Linked DNA regions of Homo sapiens: all the other regions are linked to region 3. Evidence: chromatin loops called from intact Hi-C (ENCODE). Cell type or tissue: IMR-90. All regions are shown on one strand. Links, peaks and the distances in the headings refer to the core of each region. The heading gives the core; the rest is flanking DNA.

Region 1 (6,287 bases), core at 807-5,806, 64 kb before region 3:
AGGAAGGGAGGCAAGAGAGGAAGGCTGACGTCATCGGAAAGTCTTTGAATCCCAGCTAAGTGACGTGGACCCACCCTACAGGCAAAGGCATCCTCTGATTGATTTTAGGGGATGCAGGATAATCAAACCTGAGTTTTAGGAAGGTAACTGTTGATAGCGGGGCAGGGACTGCAGGCAGAAAGGGAGGTAGGAGGAGTCAGGGTGATTCAAGTAAGCAGCAGTGATCCCTGGCCCAGGGTAGAGGCAGAGGCGTATTTATCAGATATTTATCACCCACCTGATCTCAGTCAATTTCCTTGGGGATCTCAATGCACTCATTCACACTAAAGTGTAAGTAACAAGACCTGGCTTTTACCTCCCCTGGAGCATTTATGTTTTACCAGGACAGCGTCTGGTGGTGGAAAGACAGTGGAATTTGAAGCTTTCTGACTGTTGTGCCACTAATATGGTTTGGATGTGTGTCTCTGCTCAAATCTCATGTGAAATTGTAATCTCCAGTGTTAGAGGTGGGGCCTGGTGGGAGGTGGTTGGATCATGTGGGTGGCTTTCTCATGAATGGTTTAGCACCATCTCCTTGGTGCTATCCTCGTGATAGTGAGTGAGTGATGTGAGTGAGTTATCACAAGATCTGGTTAATTAAAAGTGTGTAGGCTGGGCACGGTGGCTCACGCCTGTAATCCCAGCACGTTGGGAGACCAAGGCCGGTGGATCATTTGAGGTCAGGAGTTCAAGACCAGCCTGGCCAAGATAGTGAAACCCCATCTCTACTAAAAGTACAAAAATTAGCCAGGCATGGTAGCATATCCCTGTATTCCCAGCTGCTCGGGAGGCTGAGGCAGGAGAATTGCTTGAGCCTGAGAGGCAGAGGTTGCGGTGAGCTGAGATTGTGCCACTGCACTCCAATCTGGGCAACAGAGTGAGACCCTGTCTCCAAAAAAAAAATTTTTAAGTGTGTAGCACCTCCCCTCTCTCTCTCTTCCTCCTGCTCCCACCATGCAGGACGCCTGTTCCCGCTTTGCCTTCTGCCATGAGTAAAAGCTCCCTGAGGCCTCCCCAGAAGCAGATGCTGCCATGCTTCCTGTACAGCCTGTGGAACCATGAGCCAATTAAACCTCTTTTCTTTACAAATTACCCAGTCTCAGGTATTTCTTTATAGCAGTGTGAGGACGGGACTAATACAGCTATCAACAAACCAGGTGACCTTGGTCGGATTATTTATCCTCTCTGAACTTCAGACTCATCTATAAATGGGAACAATGACACTACCATCGCAATTGTTGTGAAGGCCAAATAAGATAATGTCAATGAAGAGAGCCCTGTGAATCATCAAGAGAGACGTTGGCCTTTTAATGAAACTGAATGAATAAAGTATTCATGGTAGAAGTTTCAGGCATGAGCAGCGAAGATGAGGCTGGTGATGTGTCTGTGTGTACTCCTGGAGGGATCCCACCTTCAGGCAGCTGACCCCCACATGAAGCTTAGGGGCTTCAGGAGAATCAACACGAGAGCTTATACACCAGGGAACAGTATTAACTGCAATTGCTACAATGCCACACTTGACATATTCAAGCCTTGGAGAAAAACTGTAAGTACGGTAGATTCTTGTTATTTGGGTAGTTACATTCTATAAAGTCTCTGGGAACCCAGAATTAGCAAGTACTGACCAATTGCTCCTAGTGGAAATACAGGATTATGTTCTTGCAAGCCTGTGATCACAATGTTTTTTATCAATTTTTAAAATTAGTTTGTGACTGGGCATCGTGGCTCACGCCTGTAAGTAATCCCAGCACTTTGGGAGGCCAAGGCAGGCAGATCACTTAAGGCCAGGAGTTCGAGACCAGCCTGGCCAACATAGCAAAACCCTGTCTCTACTAAAAAATACAAAAATTAGCCGGGTGTGGCACATGCCTGTAATCTCAGCTACTTGGGAGGTTAAGGCACGAGAATCTATTGAACCCGGGAGGTGGAGGTTGCAGTGAGCTGAGATCACACCACTGCACTTCAGCCTGGGCGACAGAGAAGACTCTGTCTCAGATAGATAAATAAATAAATAAATAAATACATAAAATCAATGTATAACCTTGTATTATATGTGTTTCTGTTTAAGGACACCTTATTTAGGCATTGTGGCACTTGTCTGTAATCCCAGCACTTCAGGAGGCCAAGGTGAGGCAGGAGGATCCCTTGAACTTAAGAGTTTGAGACCAGCCTAGGAAGACCTCGTCTCTACAAAAAACTTTTTAAAAATTAGCCAGGCACAGTGGTGAGCACCTGTGGTCCCAGCTACTCAAGAGGTCAAAGTGGAAAGATCTCTTGAGCCTGACAGGTCAAGGCTGCAGTGAGACGTGATGGCACCAGCTCACTCCAGCCTGGGTGACCAGAGTGAGGCCCTCTCTCAAAAAAAAAACAAAAAGGTGTCATATTTAATATTTATTGTTGATTCACTAACATTGAACTCACAGCCAACAGACTATAACTCATACCTGCACAAAGCTTATCTAACACATAGATTTTCTCCACAAGGCACATCACAGCCTTCTTGCACTAAGGAACGCCAGACAGCACTTCAGCACTATGCTTGGTGGCAATTTTGAACAGTAAAATCACCAACAAAAACCACAGATATGAAAAAAAAAAAAGGCACTAAATAGACCAAGAAAAGGACCCTTGCTTACTGGATGAGAACTGAAATGAGAAGCCAAAGTGTCATCTTATTTGTCTCAAGTTTTTTGACACTCTGTATAGCTGCCAGCGATCACAGCTCCACAAGTATTGATGTGGGGGTTACAAATAAATTTCAGCAAGTACACTCAGTTGCAAATATGAAATCCACAAATAACAGGGACCAACTCTGTTGCTCTCATCATTCTACAGAGCAAGAAACTGAGGCTTATCAAGATAAACATCTTGCACCCAGCCAGCAAATGGGAGAGCCAGGATTCAAACCCCATACATGAAGCTTCCACGCCCAGGATGTTAGCACTATTGCACACTATTGCTTCTTATTTCACAAATAACTCCCTGAGGCCCAGAGAGGTTGCTGAATCACCTAAGGTTCCACAGGTGCTGGGGGCAGTGTGGGGGCTGATCCCAAGCCCTGGATCCATGGACCCTCCCTTTCATGAACTGCCTGACCTGCCTGTGTTGTGCCATCTCGCCTCTCATAATCTTTCTCTCCGCCCCCACCCAGGGACCCTGGGAACAGTTTAGGGAGTGGGGAGCTGGGGTCAGACGAGTCATCCTGTGGGATGGAATCTGACTGCTCCTTAAGCAGCTCAGGCAGACATCTAGGTGGGTGAGTGCAGGTTAGGCCACCAGGGGGCAGCCCCACCCTCCCCGCACCCTACATCCGGCAGCTCCCAGCACACACAGGGCGCGCCTCGACCGCCAGAGTGGTCCAAGAAAAGGCGAAAGGACAATGGGGTAATTGATGCAAATGCACCATGAAAGACAAATTGTTCAGATGAAGTGCATTCCGGGCTCCTGCCAAACGCCCAGGGTGTGTGGAATTTCAAGGAAAAGCTGAGTACATTTAGGCCGTCTGGCTGGGCCACTGTGCCCCCTGACCCAGCTTCCAGCCTGAGCCACAGCTCCCTTCCCTGGAATGTTGCAGGCTTGGCCTGGGCTCCCAGCGGCTGACCCTGGCATGGGGGTGGGGGGGCAGTGGGAAGGGACGGAGCAGGTGGTGTGATGGGAGGACCCTGACCTTTACTGCAAAAAGGACCCTGGCACCCACGCTTTCAGACGGCCTTCGGGCCTCTCGAATAAATTCACCACACATACTCCATCCCCACTCCCAGAGCTGCTGTGAATGCTGGCACTTCCTCTTACTCCCTGGGTGGCCTCAGGTAAAGCCTTCCTTCTCTTTGAACCTGTTTTCTCATCTGTAAAATAGGGGTAATCATCTTTTGCATTTATACCCTACAGGGTTGTGAGGATCAAATGAGAAAGGTCAGGAAACTTCTGTTCCTTTCTATTCAAAGAAGGCCACTTCTCAAGCTCCACAAGAAGCCACCCAGAGCAGCCAATCTCCTGCCTCCCCCAGACTCCAGAAACCCAAAACTTGCTACCCAGCCTCACCCCTGGCTCCCTGGAGACCTCTGGGTGACCCTGGCCCCAGCACTGGCCCTGTAGAAAGACTCTCAGCCTCCCTCCCATCACAAGATCTGAACTTCCGACCACCCCCCAACGCAGAGAGGGTGGAGCAGGATCTGAAGCTGAGGCCTGCACAAGGGCCCCTTGTCCTGCTGGGCAGCCTGGCACGATCTGTCCTGTCCCAAGGAGGCTCGCTGGGACTATTGTCTTTGTGTTGTGGCTTGGGGGAGGGGCAGATCATGGTTCATCAGGGCCAGGCCAGAGGGACGAGGCTCACACTCCAGCCCATCTCCTGGAGTGGCAGGTTTTGATACCTTCCTCCCACTCCACAATGGCCAGACATGTGCCAGGATTTGTTCTGGATCCTTCCAGGCTGCTGGGTCCCATTGTTAATCAAGGTGCCTCCGCACCCTGCTTCCTGCCATTGCCTGCCTGAAAAAGCTCAGTTTCCATCTTCTATCTTGATAATCCCCATCCCATCCTTGTTCCTTCCCTGTCTTTATTATATGAATTATTTACTAAATCATGCAATGCACCTAACAGAGTACTGACCCACAATTACCTTTCAACAAAATGCTAGTACTGCCCAGCTACCATTCCAAGTCACTCAGGATAAGGATTTATTTTATTATTATTTTTATTTTATTTTATTTTATTGAGATGGAATCTCGCTCTGTCACCCAGGCTGGAGTGCAGTGGCACTATCTTGGCTCACTGCAACCTCTGCCTCTGGAGTTCAAGCGATTCTCCTGCCTCAGCCTCCTGAGTAGTTGGGATTACAGGCACTCACCACCATGCCTGGCTAATTTTTGTATCTTTGGTACAGACGGGGTTTCACCTTGTTGGACAGGCTGCTCTCGAATTCCTGGCCTCAAGTGATCTACCCACCTCGGCCTCCAAATGTGCTGGGATTACAGGCGTGAGCCACCACGCCTGGCCGAGGATTTATTAGTAAAACTCCCAAGCCTTTGCTCTGGACCCCATATTCCCATTTTTGCTCCCTTTCCCTCCTGTTGGCCCTACTTCTTCTACGGTGCCTTCAGCGTCTTCCTGCAGCTGTGCCAGGGCCAGTTTTCAGGTCCCACAGACCTGAGCTCTGATCCCAGCTCCCACACTACACAATCTGCAATTTTGAGCAAGTTACATATTAAACTTCCCTGATTCTTAATTTCCTTATCCACAAAGTGAGAAGGGATTATCTCTGCTACAGGGGGCAAGTAAGATCAAATAAGATAGTGGTCATGAAAACCTCATGAAAATTTATTACCAGGCCACACAGCAGAGATTTTATTACAATCATCAACGTGCTAATGGATGGCCTTCCCACCCACCTGGAGATAAGAGTATCCTCTTCCAGCTTCTTGGAGACTATAATAATAATTATCCTTATTATTATTAGGTGTGTAATGACTTAACTTTACTGAGAATTTTCACACCCTTCAAAATGTTACAACATTCCCAAAGAGATCCTGTGTTAGAAGAGGTAGGGGAAGAAAAATAATTTTGGAAAGCTGGAAACTTCCAGCATCACTTGGGTCATTTACAAATAATTTGTTTTCTGCCAGAGATAACCAAGGTCCTCACATCCTGGACACTTACAGTCTAGCAAGGAGAGGGCTGCTAGATTTCAGCAGCCCCGCCCTGGGGCCAGTGTACAGTTATTTCCAGTGGGTCCGGCGTTCATCCCAAAGCCCAGTATAGTCTGGGGCTAGACAAAGGCCTTTCGGATGCCAGCGACGACCAAAGAGGAGGCTCATGCACCCCAGGCAACACCCTTCCTGCCCTGGTCCTGACAGCCACACCAAGGGTTAACCAGACCCAGCCCTTCCTGGCTACTGGCAGGACAGGCAGGCTTAAGTCCCCTCAATAAACAATAGTGGGGCCACTTGCCAGCACCACACACATGAGCAAAAACTCTGCTTGGACCTGAAGAGCCCCCTCACCCCACCCCTTCCCAGCTGCTCAGGCCCAGGGAGGGGTTCGCAGTTCTGGAAAGGGTTAAGTCTGCAGGAGGTGCCTGGGACCCAGCTGTTTCCTGTGGGCAGGGGCGGGGGATTTACAGCCTCCCCCACCGTGGGGCTACCAAGCCTGTGTTGGGGAAGGATGCCTCTGAGTCCTTGCTCTGAGGCCAGACTCCCGTCATGCAGCCAGGGCCTCCCACGCAGGCGCCAGCAGAAAGGAGGGGGCAGGAA
Region 2 (6,287 bases), core at 681-5,680, 160 kb before region 3:
TCTCCCCAAACACGATGTGCCAGGTTAATCCCACTGTCTTTGTGTTGCTTCTTCTGCCTGGTGTGCCTTTCCCCTGCCTCTGCCTGTCAAAATTCTATTCATCCTTTGAGGCCCAACTGGCATGTCATCCCCTCTGTGAGGCCTGCGTGCACCTGTGTGGAGGCACGAGTCGTGCCCTGGCTTGTGCGTGTGTCTATTTTCCCCTCTGTGATAGTGACTTGCTCCATTTTTTGCCCTTTCGTCATACCTGGTACAGTGTCCAGCACAGAGCACAAACCCAACATGAGCTGAATAGAACAGGAGTCTGGATATAGATGCATAGAATTGCATGTTGAAATGACCTTAAAAGTCTCCCAGGCCTCCCTCCTGCAGCTGACTCTTGAAGACCCATAAACCTTCTTCCACATTGGCCAATCAGCACCCTCCAAGCACCTCCAGGGGAAGAGAACTCAAAGCTGTGCTGGCCGTTAGTCAAGTATCTGGTATTGCTCTGGCTTCTGGGTTCCTACAACTTCCACTCACTGGTCTTGTCTTTACTCACTGGGGCCATGGAGAATCGGTCCAGCCTGTCTTCCCCATGACAATCCTTCCAGTATCTGAACACAGCTCTCTGGTGTCTCTGAGCTTTCTCATATCCAAGCTAAGCCTCCTGAGCTGCTTCAACCATTCCTCAAGGACATGATTTAGTGTCCCTCTTGGTCACCCTTCTCTGAACATGTCTCAGATTGTCACTGTCCCTCTTAAGAACTGGAGTTCTGAATAGGTAAAGGGACATCAGTTGTGGTCTGAGTTGCACCGAATACACCGAATACAGGGCTGGACTCTCTCAGATTTTGGATATCCCAAATCTGTCATCTAGGCCTGGAAATTGCCAGGTTGTGGGATCTCCAAACTCCAATTCCTTGGAAACTCAGGCAAAGGTCTCTTTTGACTGCATGGCACCCCAGATCATCCAGCACCTTCAGCCCATGGTGGATCCTACTGTGCCACCTCCTCAAGGAGGAGCAAGGAAATTGGGCATGGCGTATGTTAGTATTGGGAAATGGGATTCTCCAGAGCCGATAGATCAGCTTCGGGATAAATTTATTCTCAGGTAAGTCTGAATGTGACAGTTCCAGCTGGGGAAGCAGCCCAGATGCCACAAAAAGTGATGCCTCAATGCAACTATCAGGAGATCCCAGATCTACCGCAGAGTCAACGTGTGGCCTTGGAAAAACCTCCTCACCAGCTTCCTTCCTGCTGAAATAAGGGGATATCTGGGGTCCCTGCCAGCCCAAATCAGACCTTCATGTGAGTTTTGTGGAACGGAAATCCCTGCCTTCACTCTGTGATTCTCAGAGCATTGGCGCTCTCAAGGTCTCCTTTTCCCATGCCCATCAGCTTCCCTAGGTTCTCAACAAGCCCCACACACTGCCCCCAGCCTGCCCCAGCTCCCTGGCTAGGACTGAGAAGCCTCCAGTTTGGCATTCCTGCACAGATTCCCACACCCTCCCCCCACCCAGCCTCAACCTCCCTGTACCAGTGGCAGGGAGCTAGAGAAGCCGTGAGTCAGGCTGTCAGAACTGGCCCTGCCAGTTCCACCTTCTGTCTAACCACAGTGTCAGCAAAAGGCGAGTCGAGATTTGGCTAGAAAACTCTGCTGCCACCATTCTCCAGGTGGGCAAGGCAGACAGAACTTCCCTGCATAAACTGAGCCCAAGCACTGGATTCGTAGAAGTCCTTTCCAACTTCCCTCAGCTGGGGAGGACACCTTTTACAATGACCATCAGGCCCATGGGAACTGGTAGGAACTTCCCCCTGCTGGCAGGAACTTCAACTACAGGACTAGATTGGCAGATTTGAGAGAACAAATAGCATTTGAGACTCAAAATAAAAGTCAAGCCATCCAGTATACAGGAGAAATCAAGGTTGGTAAGAACAGCCTCCCCATAGACCCTGGTGAGTTGACGATGCCTGTACCAGCCCTGCCCCCCCCAGAAAGGATTTGGAAGAGAAGCCCCAGCAGATCCTCTCCAACACCACAAGACTCAGCTTCTCACTTAGAAAATGAGCTCAAGGGGTCCTGCAGCATCCAAAGAGCCTTGCATAAAATCTTAGTAGTTGCTATGTGTCTCTGTGTGTGTGTGTCTGTGTGTGTGTGTGTGTCTGTGTGTGTGTGTGTGTGTGTGTGTGTCTGTGTGTGTGTGTGTGTGTGTGTGTGTGTGTGTTAGGGAATTAGATTAGCATTTCCCAAAATGAGTTCCAGAGGATGTTCACAATGCTAAGTGACAAAGGAGGTCTAAGTTTTGGAAACTCTGGGCTAAATGAGTGAATCAGTTTTTTTTACTCGTGATTCTCAGCAGTTTTAACGTGCTCATGTGTATCACAGCAGAGAAAGAAAGAGAAAAAGACAAAGGTGGCATGAAGCCCCTCCCAACTTACTTCAGTGCAGAAAACTTTAACAGAACTCCAATTTCAGAGAGCCAGTTTGGGCAGCCACACTGAGATTGTTTAAGCTTACTTCCAAAGGGAAATTCTGGAATCCCAGACAAAGGCTCTCCTGGAACAAGTCAAATGGCAAAGCAGATGGGCATGGACTGGGAGAGTGTGTCCGCAGACCAAGTGCAACTGATGAGCCCTGCAGGGGGAATTCCAGCATGCTCAGCCTCGAAATCTGGACAGGCTGGTGGACAGGCTGCCATGAAAGTAGGAGTCAAGATATAAGACAGGAGCAGGGCTCGCTGCATTCTTTGAAATGCTCTCTCCTGTCTCCCTCCTGTCACCATCTGAGACAGGCTCCCAGAATCTCTGTCTTTTCAAGGAATGAAGGACCTTTGGGACTGCAGGGTGACCTAGTTCAATACTTCTCAAACTGGAATGTGCACATGGATCCCTGGGGATCTTATTAAAATGCAAATTCTGAGATTCTGCATTTCTACAAGATCCCAGGTGGTACCATTGATGCCGGTCTGCGGGCCACACTTTGAGCAGCAAGGTCCTGGCCAATCCAGGAAGACTTCCTGGAAGGGCAGACTTATAAAAGAAGGGCAACTTGGAGGGAAAAAACACATGGAAGCAGAGCTGAGGCTGCAGAATAATGTGGAAATGGGGAGAGAGTGTGGAAGTGAGGATTGTTTAGAGAGATAGGGAGAACAAGGAGGCCAGGGTAGTCTGGGGGCACGGATTTTACAGTTAGGAATGGGGTGGGAGACACAGACGGGGGGCTGGGAGGTGGATGCTGGGAGGTGGGCAGGGCTCTCTCTGGTCCACACCGGCAGGGCGACAATAATTCAGGTGCAGGGCTCCCAAACCACACCCAGGGGGAGCTCTAATCCCTCAAGAGAGCGATGAAGACTTGGGGCTCCTTGTCCATCCACTCCTTGGAATAGATCTCTGCTGTCCTGGTGGGAGGTGGGCGGGAGGTGGGGGTGTCATCAGCACTGGCGACTCATCTTCCATCACTGTCTGGCTGCACATGGCAGGGCAAGGCCGGCTGGGCTGACTCCTTCTGAGGAAGGAGAAGGTGGGAAGGAGGAAGCCAGACAAGGCTCACCCTAGGCCTGGGGCATGGGAGGAAAGGGAAACCTAAGTTGGAGGAAACTAAGGGCAGGCAGGAAGGAGGGGATGGACATCACAATTAAGGGAAAAGGACAGGGAGCCGGGGACCCTTCCTATCTCCACAATATGCCAAAGATGACAGCAAACGCTTATCTGCTTGTTCCATGTGCCAGGCACTGTTCCAAGCACTTATATTTATAGGAGCTTTCTTTTTTCTTTTTTGAGATGGAGTTTCACTGTTGTGGCCCAGGTTGGAGGGCAATGGTGTGATCTCGGCTCACTGCAACCTCTGCCTCCCAGGTTCAAGCAATTCTTGTGCCTCGGCCTCCCAAGTAGCTGGGATTACAGGCGCCCACTACCACATCTGGCTAATTTTTGTATTTTAAGTAGAGATGGGGTTTCACCATGTTGGTCTGGCTGGTCTTGAACTCCTGACCTCTGGTGATCCGCCTGCCTCGGCCTCCCAAAGTGCTGGGATTACAGGCGTGAGCCACCGTGCCCAGCCCTATAGGAGCTTATTTAATCCTCACCATAACCCAATGAGGTGGTTGCTAATATCATGCCTGTTTTACAGATGAAGAAACTGAGGCACAGTAACTTGACTGAGGTCACTAAATAAATACCTAGTGCAGCTGGGATTGGACCCAGGGAGTCTGGCTTCAGAATCCATGCCCTTCAACACTTTCTAGAATCCAAGCAGATTCTGGGGCACATGTGACTTCCTCCCACTCCCTGCCACTCTCAACCCCTGCCTGAGCAGGATGCAAAATGAGTTGCTGCTGGCGAGGACATTAGTATCCTTCTGTCCCATGTGGCAAGGCAGCCCGGTCTCTTTCTCATGAAAATCTCCTTTCTGACTGGTTCCCGACTCATTCATTCAGAGTGCAGCAGCCCTGGCCTAGACAGCTCCACTAGCCAAAAATGGTGTTTCCTGAACTCTTCAGATTGTCAAATACCCAACTACGCCTGTTCTGGAGCCCCCAAATCTTCTGTTCGGCAAGATTCTCCCTCTGCCCTTTGTGGAACACTGTGTAATATATGCAGTCTATTAAATAAGAGCCCTCAACTTCCTGGGCAAACATCGTTCATTCATTCAGCAAGTAGTTACTGAGGGCTACCGTGTGCCCAGTGAGCAGAACAGACATCCCTGAACTCTTGGATCTTACAGTCAAGTGGAGAGAGAGACGGACAAAAAAACAAGGTAAACAGTGAAAACATATTGTATGTAAAAGACAAAAAGCTCGGAGAGAAAAGTCAGACAGGAGAGGAGACTGGGAGCGCAGTGTGGAAGGGTGGGGGCTGCAAAGGGAGCTACTGTGGCTGGGGCTGGCCTCCCAGGGAAGGCTGAGTGGGGACCGAAAGGAGATTTTGTTTGTTTGTTTATTTTTTGGGACAGAGTCTCGCTCTGTCGCCCAGGCTGGAGTGCAGTCATGTGATCTCAGCTCACTGCAACCTCTGCCTCCCAGGTTCAAGCGATTCTCCTGCCTCAGCCTCAGTAGCTGGGATTACAGGCACCCACCACCATGTCTGGCTAACTTTTTGTATTTTTAGTAGAGACGGGGTTTCACTGTGTTAGCCAGGAAGGTCTCGATCTCCCGACCTCGTGATCCACCCGCCTCAGCCTCCCAAAGTGCTGGGATAACAGGCGTGAGCCACCACGCCCGGCCTGAAAGGAGGCTTTGTAGTCAAACCTCACCCAAGGAGTCAAACCCTAAGTGAGGAGTGTATCGCCTTAAGTGAGGTTTGGCTACAAAGAGCTTTAATTTTTTCTCAGTTACTGCTACCAACTGGGAAAGCCCCTGCCCTGTGGACAGTGAGTGCTATTAAAGGTTTCAAAACTGCACGGCCACTGCTGATTCCTACAAGGTCACATTTTGGTTATTAAGTCTCTGCCCTCATCCATTTCAAACTCCAATCTCCTATTCAACTCAAAGCTCCCCTTCCCCTCCTTCTCCTGCTCAGCATGGACTAAACTTGGGGACAAACCGGGAGCAGGGCTGTGCTCTGCCATCTCATGGGTCCCTGTTCCATGGGCCCCTCTCCTGCTGGGGTGGGCATGGGGCCAGGGAAGGAGCTGACTCCTTCCTCAGTACCCAAGGCTGTCCTGCTGTCTGCCTTGGATAGGTGTCCCTGCTCCTCCAGCTGATTTTTATTTTATTTTATTATTTTATTTTATTATGTCATTGGTTGCAAGACTTTCCTAATGAAGGAAGCAGTGAATTGACCTCTATTCTGGTGCAAACTCCAGGTCTCATGTGGCTTGTCTTCCTGAGTGGCTCTGGTTTAGCAAAGGCTGGATCTAGGTGGGCGTGTCCCTGGTACCTGCAGACTCCTTGTCCTGTTGGAAGGAGGACAGCCAAAGGAGAGCCACAGTGGGGCCTTTTAAAGTGTAGGGCCCAACGCCTGACTCCCAGTTGCCAGGGTCTAAGGCTGGTGCTGGAGAGAACGGTGTGGGGTTGGGGTGGGGAGTGGATCAGAACCTGGGGGAAGGAGGGGACTCATGTAAACAAACCCCACCTACAGTGCACTCTCTCCAAGCCCCCACATTCTACCCCTACTTTCCAAAACTGCCTTCTGCTGACATCACCTCAGATCTACAGTCCCCCTCTCTCCTTCTCCCACACTACCAGCCCAGGTCGCCAGCGTGACCCCACCGTCGCCATGATAACAGCCTCCTAACTAGTCTCCCTGTTTCCCCGCATGTGCTCCAACCAAAAGGTCACTCCACAGCCAGAGTGATCTTCTAAAAA
Region 3 (6,287 bases), core at 678-5,677:
TAAGGCAGAGATTCTCATTCTGCAGAGGTTCTCATTCTGGCTGACCTCATTTATATAACCATATCTAGACTGGCCCGAGCTGGTCAGCAGCACCCACATCTGCAGAGACAATGCAGTCAGAGCTCATCACCAATAAATTATCTGCTAGGGGTTCTAGAAGGAGGCTTGGCACACTTAGGGGCTTACCTGCTTCTCAGGACTCTCACAAATGTCTAACCTTTTCAGTATCTTTATGTTCTCTCTGTGCACTCTATTTCCCAACACTTCTGGGTTGGTATTTGATGGCTGCTAGGAATGAAGTGGGGCCTGTTACAGGCAGGAAGTAGGGCCCCTGTCCTCCAGCTTCCAACTTTGTCTGCTGCTTCCTCTGGCATCTTTTCTTCTCTTTCCTCCCTCATCAGCATCCTGATGCTACATCTTCTCTCTCCTCTCCTGTGGTGAAACCCTTCTTTTCCGCATTGATCCCAAGTGAAGAGGACCTGAGTGTGAGGCTGAGGAAAGAGTAAGGGAATGTGTCTGGCTTAGCTCTGCTCATCATCCCAGAGAAATTAGAGATCCAGTCTGGGCTGGAGATCTTCTTGTCCATCCTTCCATCCATCTGTCCATCCATCCATTCATTCATTCACCCATCCATCCATTTGTTCATCCATCTGTCTCTCCATCCATCCATCCCTCCCTCCATCCATCCATCCATCCATCCGTCCATCCACCTGTTCATCCATGTATCCATCCAACCATTCACTCAGAAGACATTTATTGGGGCCCCACTCTGTGCTGGTCTCTAGGTTCTGGGAATACAAGGAAGCCTATAATTTGGATCCTGACCTCAAGAAGTTTACTCATCTAATGGTCTAAAAAAAGAAAAAAAAAATCCAGCCCTAAACTTGCAGTTTGAGTCTCAGCTCTGTCATCTATGATTTAAAATACTAATGATGGCTGGCGCAGTGGCTCATGCCTTAATCCCAGCACTTTGGGAGGCCAAGGCCAGCAGATCACTTGAGGTCAGGAGTTCAAGACCAGCCTGGTCAACATGGTGAAACCCCATTTCTACTAAAAATAGAAAAATTAGCCGGGTATGGTGGCATGTGCCTGTAATCCCAACTACTGTGGAAGCTGAGACAAGAGAATCGCTTGAACCTGGGAGGTGGAGGTTGCAGTGAGGCGAGATCCAACCACTGCACTCCAGCCTGGGTGACAGAGTGAAACTGTGTCTCAAAAAAACAAAAAACAAATAAAATACTGTTGATAATGAGGAATAATTATAATTATTAAGCATTTACTACCTGTCAGGTACTTTACACAATTGTCCCCTTTAATCTTCGCAGTAGCTGTATGAAGTAAGGACTATTTTTACCCCCTGCTTTGCATGTGAGGAGACCAGGGCTTACAGCAGTAGCTAACTTAGTAGCTTTGTGACCATGGCCTAGGCCTCAGTTTTCCTCATGTGTGAAATGGGAGGTTGGACTAACTCAGTATTCTCCAAAATTTCCACTGAGGTACCTCTGACAGCAAAGAAGTAAATGTAAGGAACCCACAGTGTTGTCAGAATCAATCCACTCCCAGTCCTTGAAGTCTTGGGGTTTATTGCAAAAATTTATTTGAATTTTGCATTCTCCTTGGCACATAACTGTATTTGTCTTCATAAAAAGATAATGTTTAAAATGACTCACTGGCCAGGCACGGTGGCTCACACCTGTAATCCCAACCCTTTGGAAGGCTGAGGCAGGTGGATCATTTGAGTCCAGAAGTTTGAGACCAAGTTTGGCAACATGGTAAAACCCAGTCTCTACAAAATATACAAAAATTAGCTGGACATGGTGGCATGCTTGTAGTCCCAGCTACTAGGGACGCTGAGGTGGGAGGATCGCTTGAGCCCAGGAGGTAGAGGTTGCAGTGAGCCGTACTATACTCCACTGTACTCCAGCCTGGGTGATAAAGTGAGACCCTGTCTCAAAAAATAAATGAATAAATAAATAAAATTACTTACTGTTCAGAGAAATGGAGTTCTTAGGAAATGTATCGTGCTTGGTGGGTAGTATCTCTGTGGGCCCCTGGGAATATGACTAGGCCCGCCTACCCACGTGGGTGATCTGCAAGGCTCTCCCTGGCTCTGGCACTGTTCGGCTGTGCCTAGGCTAGGATGAGGCAAGTCAAAGGGGGCTTGTGGAATAAGGCCCAGCATTTGCTTTCAGTCCCTGTATTCATGTTTTCTAAGGAAGATTCCTAGAATCTCTCAGGGTTTGCTGGAGAAATGAGCTTGGCAGCCAGAGGCAAATGAAAATCGGAAAAGGCAGTGTATACATGTTATAAGAATAAAATGCTTAGAGGCAAGAAAAGGAGAAATCCATTTAGAAAGGAACAAAATAAAAACTCTAGGGGGTTCCTGATCCAGAAATCTCTTCTGATTTTCAGGCTGAAATTTACACTGTGAAGCTCCAGGGGAGCTTGAAAGGTGATATTCAGAAATGCACTGGGGTGGCTCAGGGTTGGGTCCTTAAGAACACTGTGAAACAGTCTAGATAGGTTTTTAAATGACCACTTCCTCTTCCCCTCCCCTTGGCCTGAAATTGATGTAAGGTCACTTCCCTCCTGCTCCCTCTGCAGCCACTGCCTCTGTCCCAAACAGGCAAAACTGTGGAGTGGCTCTCACAGCCAAAGTGTGGGGAGGGGAAAGCAGGAGGAGCTGGGGACTCAGGGCGGGAGCAGGCGGCAGGGAGCTCCCGGGCAGCTGGCTGTGCATGGCTCCACTGTTCCGAGCCTGACAGGCTCTAGGGAAGTGTGGCCACAGGGAGCTGGCTGAAGGCTCAGGAGAGGCTTTTCTGACAGGCCCAGTTCCAATCACGCCAGCTCCTAATCTACTGATCAGTTTGCTTTCCTCCTGCTTTAAAATCTCTTTCTCCCTGTTCTCCTGGTCCCTAGCCACACCACCTTCACTGCTCTGATCTTATCTATGATCACCTGGCCAATCTACTTAAAGCAGTGAAGTAGACTGAAAATAACCAGACTTTCGGCAAAACTCTTTTTTTTTTTTTTTTTTTTTTTTGAGACGGAGTTTCAGTCTGTTGCCCAGGCTGGAGTGCAGTGGGGCGATCTATGCTTACTGCAACCTCCACCTCCTGGGGTCAAGCGATTCTCCTGCCTCAGCCTCCCAGCCTGGGACTACAGGCATGCGCCACCACACCCAGCTAATTTTTGTATTTTTAGTAGAAACCCTGCAACACGGCGTTTCACCATGTTGGCCAGGCTGGTCTCAAACTCCTGGCCTCAGGTGATCCGTGCACTTCGGCCTCCCAAAGTGCTGGGATTACAGGCGTCAGCCACTGCACCCGGCCTTGGCAAGACTCTTGACTCCTCTCCTCCATCAGGGTCGATTATATTAAATTACACTGACAGAAGAAAGGATTGGATGACTTTTGAAGAACTATTTCAACCCAAAGACAAGCTAAGGAAACATTGAGTTCACTCACCTGGAAGGTCTTGGAGGGCAGGAATTGTAGCTTACCCTCCTTTGTAGCCACACAGAGCCTTACATGGAGTAGGTGCTCAGTATTTTATGAATGTGTGCGTGGATAAATCCATAGTTTGCAAGAAACCACGAATAAGCTTGCCACCTGCTGGTGAACTTGTGAAAGACACCTCGCCGCACCTCGGCTCCCCCAAGTGGCCATACACTGTAATCCTAAGAAAACCCTCAGCTTGGACAATCCTTTCTTTCCAAGGAGCCCTTTGTTACAGGAAGTCCCAATCCAGACCCCAAGAGAGGGTTCTTGGATCTCACGCAAGAAGGAATTCAGGGCAAGTCCATAGAGTAAAGTGAAAGCAAGTTTATTAGGAAAGTAAAGGAATGAAAGAATGGCTACTCCATAGACGGAGCAGCCCTGAGGGCTGCTTTTTGCCCATGTTTATGCTTATTTCTTGATTATGTGCTAAACAAGGGGTGGATTATTCATGCCTCCCCTTTTAGACCATATAAGGTAACTTCCTGACGTTCCCATGGCATTTGTAAACTGTCATGGCACTGGTGGGAGTGTAGCAGTGAGGACAGGTCACTCTCGTCGCCATCTTGGTTTTGGTGGGTTTTGGCATCCTTCTTTACTGCAAGCTGTTTTATCAGCAAGGTCTTTATGATGTGTATCTGGTGCTGACCTCCTATCTCATCCTGTGACTTAGAATGCCTTAACCGTCTGGGAATGCAGCCCAGTAGGTCTCAGCCTTATTTTACACATCCCCTACACAAGATGGAGTTGCTCCAGCTCAAACACCTCTGACAACTTGATACTTATTCATAAATCCTTTTGACTCTAACTCATATCCTACATTCTTAGCAGAGAAGCCAAAAATGTCCTAGGACACTAGTCAGTGAAAAAGGCCTTTGAAAGCCCTGGAAGCTGTTTTGCAACTCAGGACCCTCTCTTCTCCACTGGTAGATGTTCTCTCCCCAAGATCCCTTTCCCTATCCTTCACGCATCCAGACAGAGAAAGCCTGTATTGAGCACCCACTATGTGCCAAGCACTGGGCTAGGTGCCGAGAGATATGAATGGAGAATGGAGACTTTACAGGGAGGGGAGAGCTGAAGTGTGCACCCAGATGTGGGAGAGGAGACTGGCACAGGAAGAGCACCGGGAGTTCAGACAGGGAGAGAACTCCATTGTGGGGATCAGAGAAGGCTTACATGGGAGATGACAGGCTAATGAGCTGGGCCATAAAGGGTGGTTAGGCTCATAATGTATGGAGATGGACAGCATTCTGGTTACCTATTGCTCTGCAACAAACCACCCCAAACTTGGTAGTGTAACAGAGCGGTCATTTGTTTTTCTCTCTCATGGTTTTAGGGTTTTCCCAAGCTCAGCCGATTGTTCTTGCTGGGATCTCTCCTGTGATTACAGTCAAATGAGAGCTGGCTGGATTCTTCACTGAGTCTCCCTTACTCCTGTGGCTGGAGGCTGATGCTGGCTGTCAGCTGGGACCTCAGCTGAGGCTGTTAGCCAGAACCCCTACATGTGGTCTCTCCATGGGGCCTGGACTCTCTCACAGCATGGTGGCTGGTTGCAAGGAGAAGCATCCCAAGAGATAGCAGGAGAAAGTTGTCTTGCCTTTTGAAAACTGGCTTCGCAAGGCCCATAGCAGATCTTCCCCTGTGCTCCACTAGTTGAGACAGTCACGAAGCCCCACCCAGTTTCAAAGAAGGGGACAGAGACTCCATTTCCTGATGTGTGAGTGGCAAGGTTCTGGAAGAGTATGTGGAATGGAAAGCATTATTGCAACCATTTGGGGAAAATACAACTTGCTGCTGGCAGGAAGGTCATTTCAGGCAGAGATCTTCATTGATGGTACCTTCAGAAATGCATTTTTAGGAAAGAAAGTGGTTTTTACAGACTTGGCATTGCTAAGGGAAAACATAAGGTTTTAGAAGTATTTACTGAGCCATCTTCACCAAGACTTATGAGAAACATTTCTTCGAAGAGAAGATGCTGAGGAAGAGGAAGATGACTTTTGAAGTGGACTCCAAGGGGCAGACAGGAGGCTGGGATGGATGGCAGCTCACAGCTGGCAAAGGCAGTGGACTAGCAATCATGGGTGAAGGCCTACCAAGACTGATTCTTAGAGGGGGGAGAATTGACTTTGTGTTCTTATAGCAAGTGACCAGGAATAACCAGATGCTGTGTCCAAGCTGAGTCCTCAAAAACAGTAGTAGGCAGGGGCCAAACCAGAAAGCAACAGTTAACAAAAACTGTATTGTAGCAAGAGAGATAAGATAAGCACACAAGTGTAACCACCCAACGGGTTCACCTTGTCTGCTGCCTAGACAGAGCCGATTTATCAAGACAGGAGAATAGCAATGGAGAAAGAGTAATTCACGCAGACCCGGCTGTGCAGGAGACTGGAGTTTTATTATTACTCAAATCAGTCTCTCCGAGCATTCGGGGATCAGAGTTTTAATTTGGCAAGTAGGGGCTTGGGAAGTGGGGAGTGCTAATTGCTCAGGTTGGAGATGGAATCATAGAGGGTCGAAGTGAGTTTTTTGTGCTATTTTCTGTTCCTGGGTGGGATGGCAGAACTGGTTGAGCCAGATTACAGTTCTGGGTTGTGTCAGCTGATCCACCCAGAGTGTAGGGTCTGCAAGATATCTCAAGCACTGATCTTAGGTTTTACAACAGTAGTGTTATCCCTAGGAACAATTTAAGGAGGTTCAGATTCTTCAAGCCAGAGACTGCGTGACCCCTAAACTGTAATTTCGAATCTTGTAGCTAATTTGTTAGCCCTGCAAAGGCAGACTGGTCCCCAG
Region 4 (6,287 bases), core at 554-5,553, 260 kb before region 3:
GGTGGAGGTGGCACCTGAGCAGTGTCCCAAAGGACAAATCAGAAATTAGAGCATCATAAAGGCAAGGAGGAAGTTCAAGATAGAGGAGCCATTGAGAAGTGGGTGCTCTGGGAGAGAAGGAGGTAAAGTTCATGGCTTTTTGTCGATTGGCTGTCAGCTGAGAGGGGCAGTGGTGCAACGCCCTGAGAGATGGGGAAGGTAGAGATGAGCTCATTTTAAACACAGCATGTTGACTGGTGGGAAGTCGGGTTGGGGGATTGGGGTTGGAGATGTGCATTTGGGAGACATCACCATCCCTTTAGTTAGGAGCACGTGGGAGGGGTTGAGGTCGCCCTGGGATAGGTGCCAACTGAGAATAGGGGTGAGCTGATGGGGGGCTCCAAGGTGGACAGAGGGTTCAGAAGCAGCCCGGGGCCAAGCAGCAAGGCTGGTGGGAGGGACACCCATAGAGTGCCAAGGTGGGAGGATCTGCAGAACTGAGTGAGACGTTCTGGGCAGAGAAGGATGCACATAAGCCAAGGCGTGGGGTGATGGTGCTGCCTCCTTGGGGCACTGGAGACTCTGCCCACAGCGGCAGACCTTGGGAGGAAGTGGCTGCTCGTGGGCCCAGCTCATGGAGCCCCATGCCCTCCAGCTCCCAGGCCCCTGCTACAGAAGCTGTAGGCCAAGAAGCTGGCCCAGGAGCAGCAGACACAGCTTGCCCCGCAGGGCCACTGGGAGCAGAGTGCAGAACCGGGCAGCAGGGCCACCATCCTGGAGACCTCTCCACTGCCCTGTGTGGTGACTGACCCGGATTGGGGGTGCTGCTGGGATGTAGAGATAGGGCAGGGATGGTGAGGAAGCCAGGCAGGGAGAGAAGTCTGAAGGGGCTGAGGGAGGGGAACAGCGGCAGGCAGCCAATTTCTCATGGCCACTTCATCACCCACACCACATTGTCCTCATCTGTCGAATGAGGTAATAATACCTGTATCTTGGAGTTGTTGGGGTTAAATGAGGAAACATGTGTGGGAAGAGCTTAGCACCTAGCAGGTATTCAATTGCTGTCAGGCTACTAATAGGCCATTAGTATTAGGCTATTTCTAATAGCAGTAATAACAGGCTTCAATGCCAGGTTGCTAGGAATTTAAATTCCCCAGGGAGCAAGACGTTGGTCCTGGAGAACAGAACCCAAGGGGGAGGAGGGCTCTGCTCCTGTCTCTTGCCTGGAGGAATCCAGTCCTTCAGTCCTACCCTACCCCCTAATCAACAGCACTGTGTCTCAAAGGACCCAACTATGTTGGGAGGTGGGTCAGGGACTCTCCTGCCTCCATGGGGACTCTTCCTGTAGCACCCAGGACCACAGACAGTGCAAGAACCCTGGGCCAGGACACCTGGCCTCCGACCTCAGCTTTGAGAGGCTGGCAAGTCCCTGCCTCATCTGTGCCTCTGTTCACTTCTCTGTGCATGAGAAGGCTGGCCTAGGTGACTCCCAGGCTTCCTTCCTGCTTGTCCTGTGCTTCTGACACCCTCTGGCCACAGTGGGGCTGGGCCTCCTCCCTCCTCCTGGCATTCTACGTGTGTCCACTCCCCAGGTTTGCGCTCTGCTGCCCAGGGGAGGAGAGCACGGCCTGGGCTGGGGCCGGGGGCAGTGTGTCAGGCACCTTCCCAGGATGCCTGTGATGTGGATAACAGCGGGCTAAAGCCAGGGCTGGAGAAGGACCCCAAGCAGCAGCCTCTCCCCTCCTCTATGGGAGGCAGGAGAGGCAGAGCTTCTGTCTTTAGGTGGACAGGAGGTGCAGGGATACAAAATGTGTGAAAGTAAGTGTGGGGCCAGATGCCATGAGCAGGTGGCGATGGACAGTTACAGCAGGCTGCACACTGAAGTGCTTAGGCATTTGGAGCATCTGCTGCATGCCATGTGCAGCACCGGACCCAGGGTACAGCAACATGCTCCCTGTGAGGCTTCCCAGAGGGCTGACTGTACCAGTCAAACTAGTACCTAGTCCATAGAAAGTGCTGGGTGCTGTGGGGCCATATAACACGGGGACCTGAGCAGGCCTGGACTGAGGCCTGGCGGGGCAGAGGCTTCCAGGCTAAGCGGTGAGGGGACAGCATTCCAGCGCGGAGAGGACCATGCAGTGGGAGGCCCGGGAGAGCACCTCTGACAGCCAGAAAGAAGCCCGCGGGGACTGGAGTCCATGGTGCATGGGGAGTGAGAGGAGGGCTTTGAAGGCTGCCTTCCAAGGCGAAGCCAGGGGCTTTAAGGAATTGTCAGAGGTGCTTCCTGGAAGGAGGAGAGGTGGGGCACAAAGGAGTTGGAGCCTTGACCTGCAGTCTGTGAGGGCCCATTTCAGACACCACAGTCAGAACTCAGGGTTTCATTTAATACTTTCCTGTGGGAGCTGCAGCCGCTCAGCCAAGCCCAGCCAAGCCCAGCCCAGCCCAGCCCTGCAGGCAGCAGCCTGGACCTCTGAGCCCAGGGCCCAGTTCCAGCTCGGGAATGCATGGGATTGCCTGGTCTGATTCCCCCAGGGTAGAGAAGGCCCGGACAGAGAAAGGGCCTTGCCCTGAGTCCCACGGTGAGTTAGTGCCAGAGCTGGGCTTAAAAACCAAACTCCTAATTTACATTCTTTCCACTCTCCCCATCCAAGGCTAGCACTTGTCCTGGGATTGAGGCTGTGGACTCCACCAGCCTCTGCTGGGGGAAGCTCTGGGGTTCCTGGATGCGTGGTTCAATGCAGTGTCATGTTTACTAGTTGCGTAGCCTTGGGTAAGTGACTTAACATCTGGAGGCCAGCTCCTCATCAGTAAAATGGAGATAATAGTAGACCCTCCCCCAGAGCACTGTGCGGGTTCAAGGTCACTCCGCATCATGGTGCTGCTGTTATTTCCAGATCTCTTCTCACACCCCTGGTGGAGGTTAGCATGGCGTGGCTCTCCAGCACACCCAAGGAGCAGCTGTGAACACTGTGGCTGAATCAGTGAGGGCCAGCAACATAATGGCCAGAAGCCCCAGGGAGAGCAAAGCAGGGGTTGAGTGGGTGAACAGAGCTGGAGGGAGCAGGAGAGGCCTGGACCCCTTCCCAAGTCCCTGGGGTCAGCCTGCCATCCCAGACATGACCACCAGGTGGCACCACAGGCTTTGCGGCGGGGCCGGAGCCTGGGAGAGGACAGTGGGCCCTTTGAGACCTCTGGGGACAACCTGGGGCAGGGAACAGGTGAGTGGGGTGGAAAGTGGGCTGGAGCTGGAGTGGTGGGCGCCGGCAGGCCATGTCTCTCTGGGAAAGACGGCATGCTGTCCCCAGGAGGCCTGCACCTGGCCCCGGGTGAGGGGTGCCTCCTTCTTCCCCTCCTCAGTGTCCTCCATGGTCCTCAGCCCGGGGTCTTCTGGGTCTTCTGGAGGTCAGGACTCAGGCTCTGGGTATCACAGAGGGTCTGCATAGTGGAGGTCGGTGGGGCGGGCCCTGGGAAGCCCCGGGGTGTGTGTGAGGGAGGGGCTAACTGGCCCTCGGTGCCCCAGCCTGGCGCCACCCTCTCTCTCCTGTGCACCCGGCCCGTTTGGCCTCCTCACCCCACTCCCCACACCCGCCACCGAGCAGCAGCCCCTCTTTCCGCTTCCTTCCCTCACGGATGATGGCGGGATTCTAGACTCCCTCCTCCTCCGCCCCTGCGGGACCCTGGGGACAGAGCAGGTGGAACAGAGGCCGGGCCCACACATCAGACTTCACCTCTTCTTCCCTGGGTCCACAGCTGGGGTTCTCTCTGAGAGTCAAGGAGAGCATGGCAGCTCCCTCAGGACCTGTCTTAGATGACCTGGACAGGACCGCAGAGTGTCCCATCAAGGTACAGGAGCTGGAACAGAGGACACTGAGGCCAGGAGCCGGCACTGGGCTCTCTGGCAAGACATGCTCCTTGGAAGATGGCGTCGGACCCTTTCCCTCCACCCTGCAGCCCTTGGCAGGGGAGCCCGTGGGGGTAGCCAGGAGAGAGGAGAGCGGCCTCAGGGGCGCGGCCTTGGCTGCTGACAGCACTGTCGCACTCCTAGGACATGTGTCCTGGGTGAGGCGCCTGGGATATGGGGCACAGGCTCAGTGAGAGGCCCCGAGGGAAGGGACAGGCTCTCTCCTCAGCAGTTGGCTGCCGCTGATGCTGAAGAAGCCGCCAGGCTGGAAGGGGCTGGAATCCAGTTACTGGGGAGGGCTCCTCCGAGCCCTAAGTGATGGAGTGAGATGGAGTGATCAAAGAGTGATGGAGTGAGATGGAATGATGGAGTGTTAGAGTGAGTTGGAGTGATCGAGGAGTGATGGAGTGAGATGGAGTGATGGAGTGAGATGGAGTGATGGAGTGATGGAGTCAGATAGAGTGATGGAGTAATGGAGTAAGATGGAGTGTGGAGTGATGGAGTGAGATGGAGTGAGATGGAATGATGGAGTGAGATAGAGTGATGGAGTGATGGAGTGCTGGAGTGAGATGGAGCGATGGAGTGATGGACTGAGATGGAGTGATGGACTGAGATGGAGTGATGGAGTGATGCAGTGAGATGGAGTGATGGAGTGACGGAGTGAGATGGAGTGATGGAGTGAGAGAGTGAGATGGAGTGATGGAGTGAGATGGAGTGATGGAGCGAGATGGAGTGATGGAGTGAGATAGAGTGAGGGAGTGATGAAGTGAGATGGAGTGATGGAGTGAGATGGAGTGATGGAGTGAGATGGAGTGATGGAGTCAGATGGAGTGATGGAGTGAGATGGAGTGATGGAGTGAGATAGAGTGATGGACTGATGGAGTGATGGAGTGAGATGGAGTGATGGAGTGAGGTGGAGTGATGGAGTGATGGAGTGAGATGGAGTGATGGAGTGATGGAGGGATGGAGTGAGATGGAGTGATGGAGTGATGCAGTGATGGAGTGAGATGGAGTGATGGAGTGATGGAGTGACGGAGTGAGATGGAGTGATGGAGTGACGGAGTGAGATGGAGTGATGGAGTGATGGAGTGAGATGGAGTGATGGAGTGATGGAGTGAGACAGAGTGATGGAGTGATGGAGTGAGATGGAGTGATGGAGTGACGGAGTGAGATGGAGTGATGGAGTGACAGAGTGAGATGGAATGATGGAGTGAGATGGAGTGATGGAGTGAGATGGAGTGATGGAGTGATGGAGTGAGACAGAGTGATGGAGTGATGGAGTGAGATGGAGTGATGGAGTGACGGAGTGAGATGGAATGATGGAGTGAGATGGAGTGATGGAGTGATGGAATGAGATGGAGTGATGGAGTGAAATGGAATGATGGATTGACGGAGTGATGGAGTGAGATGGAGTGATGGAGTGATGGAGGGATGGAGTGAGATGGAGTGATGGAGTGATGAAGTGATTGAGTGAGATGGAGTGATGGAGTGAAATGGAGTGATGGAGTGAGATAGAGTGATGGATTGATGGAGTGATGGAGTGAGATGGAGTGATGGAGTGATGAAGTGAGATGGAGTGATGGAGTGATGGAGTGAGATGGAGTGATGGAGTGATGAAGTGAGATGGAGTGATGGAGTGAGATGGAGTGATGGAGTGAGATAGAGTGATGGATTGATGAAATGATGGAGTGATGGAGTGAGACAGAGTGATGGAGTGATGGAGTGAGGTGGAGTGATGGAGTGATGGAGTGAGATGGAGTGATGGAGTGAGATGGAGTGATGGAGTGATGAAGTGAGATGGAGTGACGGAGTGAGATGGAGTGATGGAGTGAGATGGAGTGATGGAGTGAGATACAGTGATGGATTGATGGAGTGATGGAGTGAGATGGAGTGATGGAGTGAGGTGGAGTGATGGAGTGATGGAGTGAGATGGAGTGATGGAGTGAGATGGAGTGATGGAGTGAGGTGGAGTGATGGAATGAGGTGGAGTGATGGAGTGAGGTGGAGTGATGGAGTGATGGAGTGAGATGGAGTGATGGAGTGAGATGGAGTGATGGAGTGAGATGGAGTGATGAAGTGAGGTGGAGTGATGGAGTGATGGAGTCAGATGGAATGATGGAGTGAGATGGAGTGCTGGATTGATGGAGTGATGGAGTGATGGAGTCAGATGGAATGATGGAGTGAGATGGAGTGCTGGATTGATGGAGTGATGGAGTGAGATGGAGTGATGGAGTGATGAAGTGAGATGGAGTGATGCAGTGAGATGGGGTGATGGAGTGATGGAGTGCGTTGGAGAGATGGAGTTGGAGTAATGGAGTGAGATGGAGTGATGGAGTGAGAGTGAGTGATGGAGTGATGGAGAGAGATGGAGCGATGGAGTGAGATGAAATAATGGAGTGATGGAATG
Region 5 (6,287 bases), core at 483-5,482, 77 kb before region 3:
GAGATCAAGTCACCATACTTTAGTCTGGGCAACAGAGGGGCACCCTGTCTCAAAAAAAAATAAAGAGATGAGAAAAGAAAAAGAAAAACTGTTAATTGGACTTGACTATTTTCTCAAAAATGAACAAAGTAAGCCTGTAACTTTTTTTTTTTTTTTGAAACAGAATCTTGCTCCGTCACCCAGGCTGGAATGCAGTGGCCCAATCTCGGCTCACTGCAGCCTCCACCCTCCAGGTTCAAGTGATTCTTGTGCCTCAGCCTCCCGGGTAGCTGTGATTACAGGCATGCACCATCACGGCCAGCTATTTTTTGTGTTTTTAGTAGAGACGGGGTTTCACCATGTTGCAGGCTGGTTTCAAACTCCTGACCTCAGGTGATCCTTCAGACTCACCCTCCCAAAATGCTGGGATTACAGGCATGAGCCACCGCACCCAGCCTAAGCCTGTAACTCCAAGGAAAACAGTTCAGAGTACTTGTTGCCAATTATAAAATTCAAGCTTTCCAACAAAAATTTGAATCTTGAAAAGTTCTATCTGCCATCATGAGCTTGACAGGTTCCCAAACACGTAAAGACTTTTCAGATAAGATCAATGGTGATATTAAGAATGTAATTGTTTATCATTGTTTAATGTATGAAATGCATCAACATTTGGAAAATATGCATAACTCGGAACATCAATATCCTCCAAATGACCAAGGCATAATGTCACAAAATCCAGAGTATTAAAACTTTATTGATAGGTTTCAGATTGTACATTGTAGCTAACCCTTAAGAAACTCCCACTTATCGAGTTTTGATGTAGTACCCAAGAATATCCACAATTCTCTGAAAATGCTATTAAAATACTTCTCTCAGCCGGGCACAGTGGCTCACTCCTGCAGTCCCAGCACTTTGAGAGGCTGAGGTGGGCGGATCACGAGGTCAGGAGTTCAAGACCAGCCTGGCCAACATGGTAAAACCCGTCTCTACTATAATACAAAAATTAGCTGGGCATAGTGGCGTGCACCTGTAATTCCAGCTACTCAGCAGGCTGAGGCAGGAGAATCACTTGAACCAGGGAGGTGGAGGTTGCAGTGAGCCAAGATCATGCCATTGCACTCCAGCCTGGGCAATAGAATGAGAATCTGTCTTGAAAAAAAAACTTCTGTTTTCTGACTACATATCTATGCAAGACTAGATATTTTTTTGTTGTATTTCTAACAAACAGATTGATTGCAAAGCAGATATGAGAATCCAACTGTTTTCTATTAGGCCAGACAAGTAAAAGGATTTGTAAAAATGTAATAAAATGCCACTCTTCACTAGGTATTTCTGCTCTGTAATTTTATCACAAAACCTTTTATTTATATTAAATAATATTTTATTTGTATTTATTTTTTACATTATAATGTATAATATATTGTTACATTATTTATGACATATAATAAAATAAGTTAACATGTAAAATGGACTTATTATAGTTACTAAATGAATTAATATATTTTAGGCTGGGTGCGGTGGCTCACACTTTTAATCCCAGCACTTTGAGAGGCCGAGACGGGCAGATAACTTGAGCTCAGGAGTTCAAGACCAGCCTGGCCAACATGGTGAAACCCCTGTCTCTACTAAAAATACAAAAATTAGCCAGGCGTGGTGGCACATGCCTGGAATCCCAGCTACTCAGGAGGCTGAAGCATGAGAATCGCTTGAACCCAGGAAGCGGAGGCTGCAGTGAGCCAAGATTGTGCCACTGCATTCCACCCTGGGCAACAGAGCAAGACTCTGTCTCAAACATATATATGTTTACCTTTTTTCTCAGTTTTAATTTCTGATATGGAGAATATTGATAGATTTAACTGACTTAAACAAAAGGTCTTTGGAGTCCTTAACAAAGGGTGTAAAGCGGTCCTGGGTCTCCCTCTCTTGCCTAGAGTGTCACAAACTCCTAGGCTCAAGCGATCCTCCCACCTTGACCACACAAAGCATTGGGATTACAGGTGTAAGCCACTGCACCTGGCCAGGCGTATAAATGTTTCATTCAAAGTTGGTGACCCGGGGCTGCTACACTGAGACCTGACTTTACACCCTTTATTATTAATCTGAGAACAACATTCTATGTTTTTAGCAGATTATTATTGTTATTATCCTGATTCACATTATCATCTACAAAATAACATAAAAGATGAAATAATCAAGAAAACATAAAGTATGATTTTTAATTATGTCCAATGGCAGCCAATAACAGGATTCAACCAATAATTTTTTTTTTAAGACGGAGTCTTTCTCTGTAACCCAGACTGGAGTGCAGTGGTGCAACCTTGGCTCACTGCAACCTCTGCCTCCCATATTCAAGTGATTCTTCTCCCTCAGCCTCCCACGTAGCTGGGACTACAGGCGCCAGCCACCACGCCCGGCTAATTTTTGTATTTTTAGTAGAGACGGGGTTTCACCGTGTTGACCAGGCTGGTCTCAAACTCCTGACCTCAGGTGATCTGCCCACCTTGGCCTCCCAAAGTGCTGGGATTACAGGAGTGAGCTACCGCACCCAGCCCAAGAATTTTTAATATCCAAGTTATTGTGTGTAAGATCAGTCATTGCTAGTGAGCTCCAGGTATTTTGTGGTTTAATAAAATGCCCTGAAGGCACTGCATGAAACAGTGGCATTATAAAACTGTGAATTTTGTTTCAGTACTCCGTGTGGGTTATGTGAGAAAAACCTGGCATTGGCTGACCTAGTCCCGGGAGCTGTATTTCTATTCCTGGAATAAAGAGATAAAGTTCTTCTTCTTGCCACCAGAGGGAGCATTGGTGAGCCTTGGTGCATGTGTGTGCATGTGTGTGCGCGTGCCTGTGTGTGTGTGTGTGTGTGTGTGTGTGTGTGTGTGAAGAGAGAGAGAGAAACAGAGAGAGAAAGGGAAAGAACGTGTGGGTGACTTGTTTGTGACTGACTATATGCCTGAGATCGCTTGGGTGTGAAATTTTCAAAGTGGCTGATTGTATGTGAATGTCCCTCCTCCCTCCACCCACATGATAAACAATCAAAAGTGTTTCCAGTCCCAGCCTCTTATTCATCACTCCCTGAACCTTCCCTGCACGCTTGTTCACAGCTAGGTGATCTGGGTGGATTCCAGGGCTAAAGCTTGGAGAGCAACAAATACAGTTCATGTGAGAGAAGCGTCTTGCAATGCAGTTACTGTAACTCCAACATAGTTGCTTTGGACCTGTCTATCTTTCTTAAAGTGAGGTCTCCCTGTAATCCCAGAATTCCCTTGAGGATCTAAGTGTTCTATGGTTCTTAACTTTTGGAAGGGGGTTCAAGCTTCCTTTGAAAACTTTTGCAATGCAAAAGCATTCACACACATCATTTTGAAAAGCCAAAAGCTATTCCACACCAATTCCAGCGGGCTCAGAGACCCTCTGGAACCCATTCAAGGACACACATGGGAAGGAGGCCTGTAGTGTGTGCACAAGTGTCTCTAAAGACTTCAAGATGCTTCATCCCAGGAAGAGACACCAGCTGCAGTAGCCCCTGCTCCTCTCTGGGCGTGGCCAACAGTGACACTGAGAAGTGGAGAGAGCTTGGAGAGAAGGCGGCTGACCCTAGAGGGAGGTGTGGAGCCAGGAGTGAGTGGATGGTCCCTGATGCCTCAGGAGACCGAGGTATGAAGAAAATTCCCGTTTCCACTATTGAAGGATATTGAGGTTCCCAAGGTGCCTTGCGGAGTCCAGGGAGCCAAGAATCTCACAGCCTGTAACAAAATGATATTCACTCCCAACTCCAGGTGCAGCCACCTCAGAATAATTCAGGGGGTTCAGCCTGGAGTGAAGTATACTCTTGCTATACCCTCCCTGGTATCCTCTCCACCTACCTTGATAAATGTGAATTTTTTGTGATGCAGTCTAAAATCCAGACAGAAGGGAAGCCTGCTTTTCCTGCCTTGTTGGCCACATGAATATATAAAAACTCCCCAAACATTTATAATACATGCAATAACGTGTTTTAATGTCATACTGAGAAGGTAGTGATTAATTCTCTCAGAGGGGACTCAAGAGAAGATTTGCAGGGGGCATAAGCCCTGAGCCAGGTTTTGTAGGATGTATAGGAGTTCATCAGGCAACCAAGGACAAAGGGCACTACAGACCCAAGGAACAGCCTGGCCACGGCACAGTGGCCTAAGAAAGCATGGTGTGTGGGGAACTCTAGCAAGTTTACTCTCACTATGGAAGAGACGAAGGTTAAGAATAAGCCCCAAGGGGCATGGATGTGTTTTGTTTTGTTTTGTTTTGTTTTGTTTTGTTTTGTTTTGTTTTGTTCTTTGGAGACAGAGTCTCACTCTGTCATCCAGGCTGGAGTGCAGTGGTGCAATCTTGGCTCACTGCAACCTCCCCCACCCCAGTTCAAGCGATTCTCCTGCCTCAGCCTCCCGAGTAGCTGGGGCTACAGGTGCCCACCATGCCTGGCTAATTTTTGTATTTTTAGTAGAGATGGGGTTTCACCATGTTGGCCAGGCTGGTCTCGAACTCCCGACCTCAGGTGATTCACCCTCCTCAGCCTCCCAAAGTGCTGGGATTACAGGTGTGAGCCACCACACCCAACCATTGATGTGTTTTAAAGGGAGGCAGAGGAAGAAACTCAGAAGAGGAGAGAAAAAGAGACAGGGCTAGAATAAGATTAGTATGATGTCACAGAAGTCAAGGGGAGACAGAGTCCTGAAGGGACTATTAATATAGTTAATTAATGTGATATTATTAATTTTATTAATAATTAATATAACACTAAAGTCCTCAAAACCCTCTCTGGAAAAAAGCATAGGCCACAGATCCTACCGTGGTTTGTGTTTCTTTTTCCTAAGCGTGTCCTCAACCTTGGCAAAATAAACTTCTAAATCGACTGAGATCTGTCTCAGACACTTGTTGGTTTACAAAACATACAATGCAAACAACAGAACAAAACATCAAAAAACTATGATTAATATTTCCAAAGACAGAGAGATAATATTGCACCCATGAAATGGGAAGAGAATCCATACAAAAAAGGAAAAAATAACATTCAGAAAACAAAAGGAACTCTTTCTCATTCTTTTTTTTTTTTTTTTTTTTTTTTGAGACGGAGTCTGGCTCTGTCGCCCAGGCTGGAGTGCAGTGGTGCGATCTCGGCTCACTGCAAGCTCCACCTCCCGGGTTCACGCCATTCTCCTGCCTCAGCCTCCCGAGTAGCTGGGACTACAGGCGCCCACCACCACGCCCGGCTGATTTTTTGTATTTTTAGTAGAGACGGGGTTTCACCGTGTTAGCCAGGATGGTCTCCATCTCCTGACCTCGTGATCCACCCGCCTCGGCCTCCCAAAGTGCTGGGATTACAGGCGTGAGCCAACGCGCCCGGCAAGAACTCTTAATAATTAGGAATATGACAGCAACAATAACATGTTAATTGGAAGGGCTAGAAAATAAAGTTGAAGAAAGATTCCAGAGGCACAAAAAAAGGATGGAAAATAGATCAAGAAAGATAAGAAAATTCAAGATCATCCAGGAAGTCCAATATTTTACTACTTGGAACTCCAGAAAAACAAAACAAAGAGCTGGAAATGGAGATAGTTACCAAAGAAATTGAACGCACAACGTTCCAGGGGCTAGGGCTTACCAAGTCCCAGCTGTATTATTCACAAAGACCTAAGGCACGGGAGACAAAGAGAAGACACTTGAAACTTCCAAAGAGAAAAATGGGTCACATACAAAAGATTCAAAGTTGGATAGTTTTAGGCTTCTCAAGAGCAACACAGGAAACTAGAATACAATAGAAAAATCTCTTTAAAAAATTTTTTTTTTCTTTTTTTTGAGACAATCTCCCTCTGTCACCCAGGCTGGAGTGCACTGGAACAATCTCGGCTCACTGCAACCTCCGCCTCCCGAGTTCAAGCAATTCTCCTGCCTCAGCTTCCTGAGTAGGAAGGATTACAAGCACGCACCACCACGCCCAGCTAATTTTTGTATTTTTAGTAGAGATGGGGTTTTGCCACACTGGCCAGGCTGGTCTCAAACTCCTGACCTCAAGTGATATGCCCATCTTGGCCTCCCAAAGTGCTGGGATTACAGGCATAAGCCACTGCACCTGGCCCAAAAATTCTAAGAGAAAATAATTTTCAACTAGAATTCTATGTATGCCCAGGTAAATTATCAATTAACTGTCAAGGTAGAAGACAGATATTTTCTGGCTGGGTGTGGTGGCTCATGCTTATGGTCCCAGCACTTTGAGAGGCTGAGGCAGGCGGATCACTTGAGCTCAGGAGTTCAAGACCAGCCTGGCCAAC

Evidence for each region. Peaks named below come from ENCODE experiments on the same cell type or tissue, not always from the same donor. Only the 100,000 strongest peaks of a DNase experiment are listed, where the experiment ranks them.
Region 1: a loop joins it to region 3, with 7 times the contacts of the local background. A loop is called at or near these places in 87 of 110 quality-filtered maps.
Region 2: a loop joins it to region 3, with 12 times the contacts of the local background. A loop is called at or near these places in 5 of 110 quality-filtered maps.
Region 4: it touches region 3 in a loop (18-fold over the local background); 12 of 110 quality-filtered maps call a loop at or near these places.
Region 5: a loop joins it to region 3, with 8 times the contacts of the local background. A loop is called at or near these places in 84 of 110 quality-filtered maps.

The regions. Positions count from the first base shown.
Region 1 is chr1:201,444,961-201,451,247 of GRCh38, forward strand. No RefSeq gene overlaps it. Among named protein-coding and RNA genes, the nearest start is that of PHLDA3, 21 kb to the right of the region's middle. RefSeq lists enhancers at 3,046-3,165, 6,236-6,287. In IMR-90, for the core only: a CTCF peak has its summit at 3,327 (motif pointing right); a DNase peak (open chromatin) is centred at 3,311; H3K27ac peaks cover 181 bases.
Region 2 is chr1:201,344,989-201,351,275 of GRCh38, forward strand. No RefSeq gene overlaps it. Among named protein-coding and RNA genes, the nearest start is that of TNNT2, 30 kb to the right of the region's middle. RefSeq lists enhancers at 1,507-2,007, 2,118-3,102, 3,387-3,526. In IMR-90, for the core only: CTCF peaks have their summits at 1,801 (motif pointing left) and 3,292; DNase peaks (open chromatin) are centred at 1,793 and 3,333; H3K27me3 peaks cover 1,842 bases.
Region 3 is chr1:201,509,511-201,515,797 of GRCh38, forward strand. The region is part of intron 1 of CSRP1-AS1 (CSRP1 antisense RNA 1); the gene reads left to right. LOC124904484 (a long non-coding RNA gene) reads right to left here. Exons shown (of 2, transcript XR_007066793.1): 2 at 214-491. Among named protein-coding and RNA genes, the nearest start is that of CSRP1-AS1, 5.4 kb to the left of the region's middle. RefSeq lists a silencer at 2,476-2,555 and an enhancer at 2,706-2,915. In IMR-90, for the core only: a CTCF peak has its summit at 3,633 (motif pointing left); a DNase peak (open chromatin) is centred at 3,631; H3K27ac peaks cover 426 bases.
Region 4 is chr1:201,251,629-201,257,915 of GRCh38, forward strand. No RefSeq gene overlaps it. Among named protein-coding and RNA genes, the nearest start is that of PKP1, 29 kb to the right of the region's middle. In IMR-90, for the core only: a CTCF peak has its summit at 3,103 (motif pointing right); no DNase peak of the experiment used is centred there; H3K27me3 peaks cover 831 bases.
Region 5 is chr1:201,433,088-201,439,374 of GRCh38, forward strand. No RefSeq gene overlaps it. Among named protein-coding and RNA genes, the nearest start is that of TNNI1, 15 kb to the left of the region's middle. In IMR-90, for the core only: CTCF peaks have their summits at 2,788 (motif pointing right) and 3,585; DNase peaks (open chromatin) are centred at 2,804 and 3,024; H3K4me3 peaks cover 229 bases.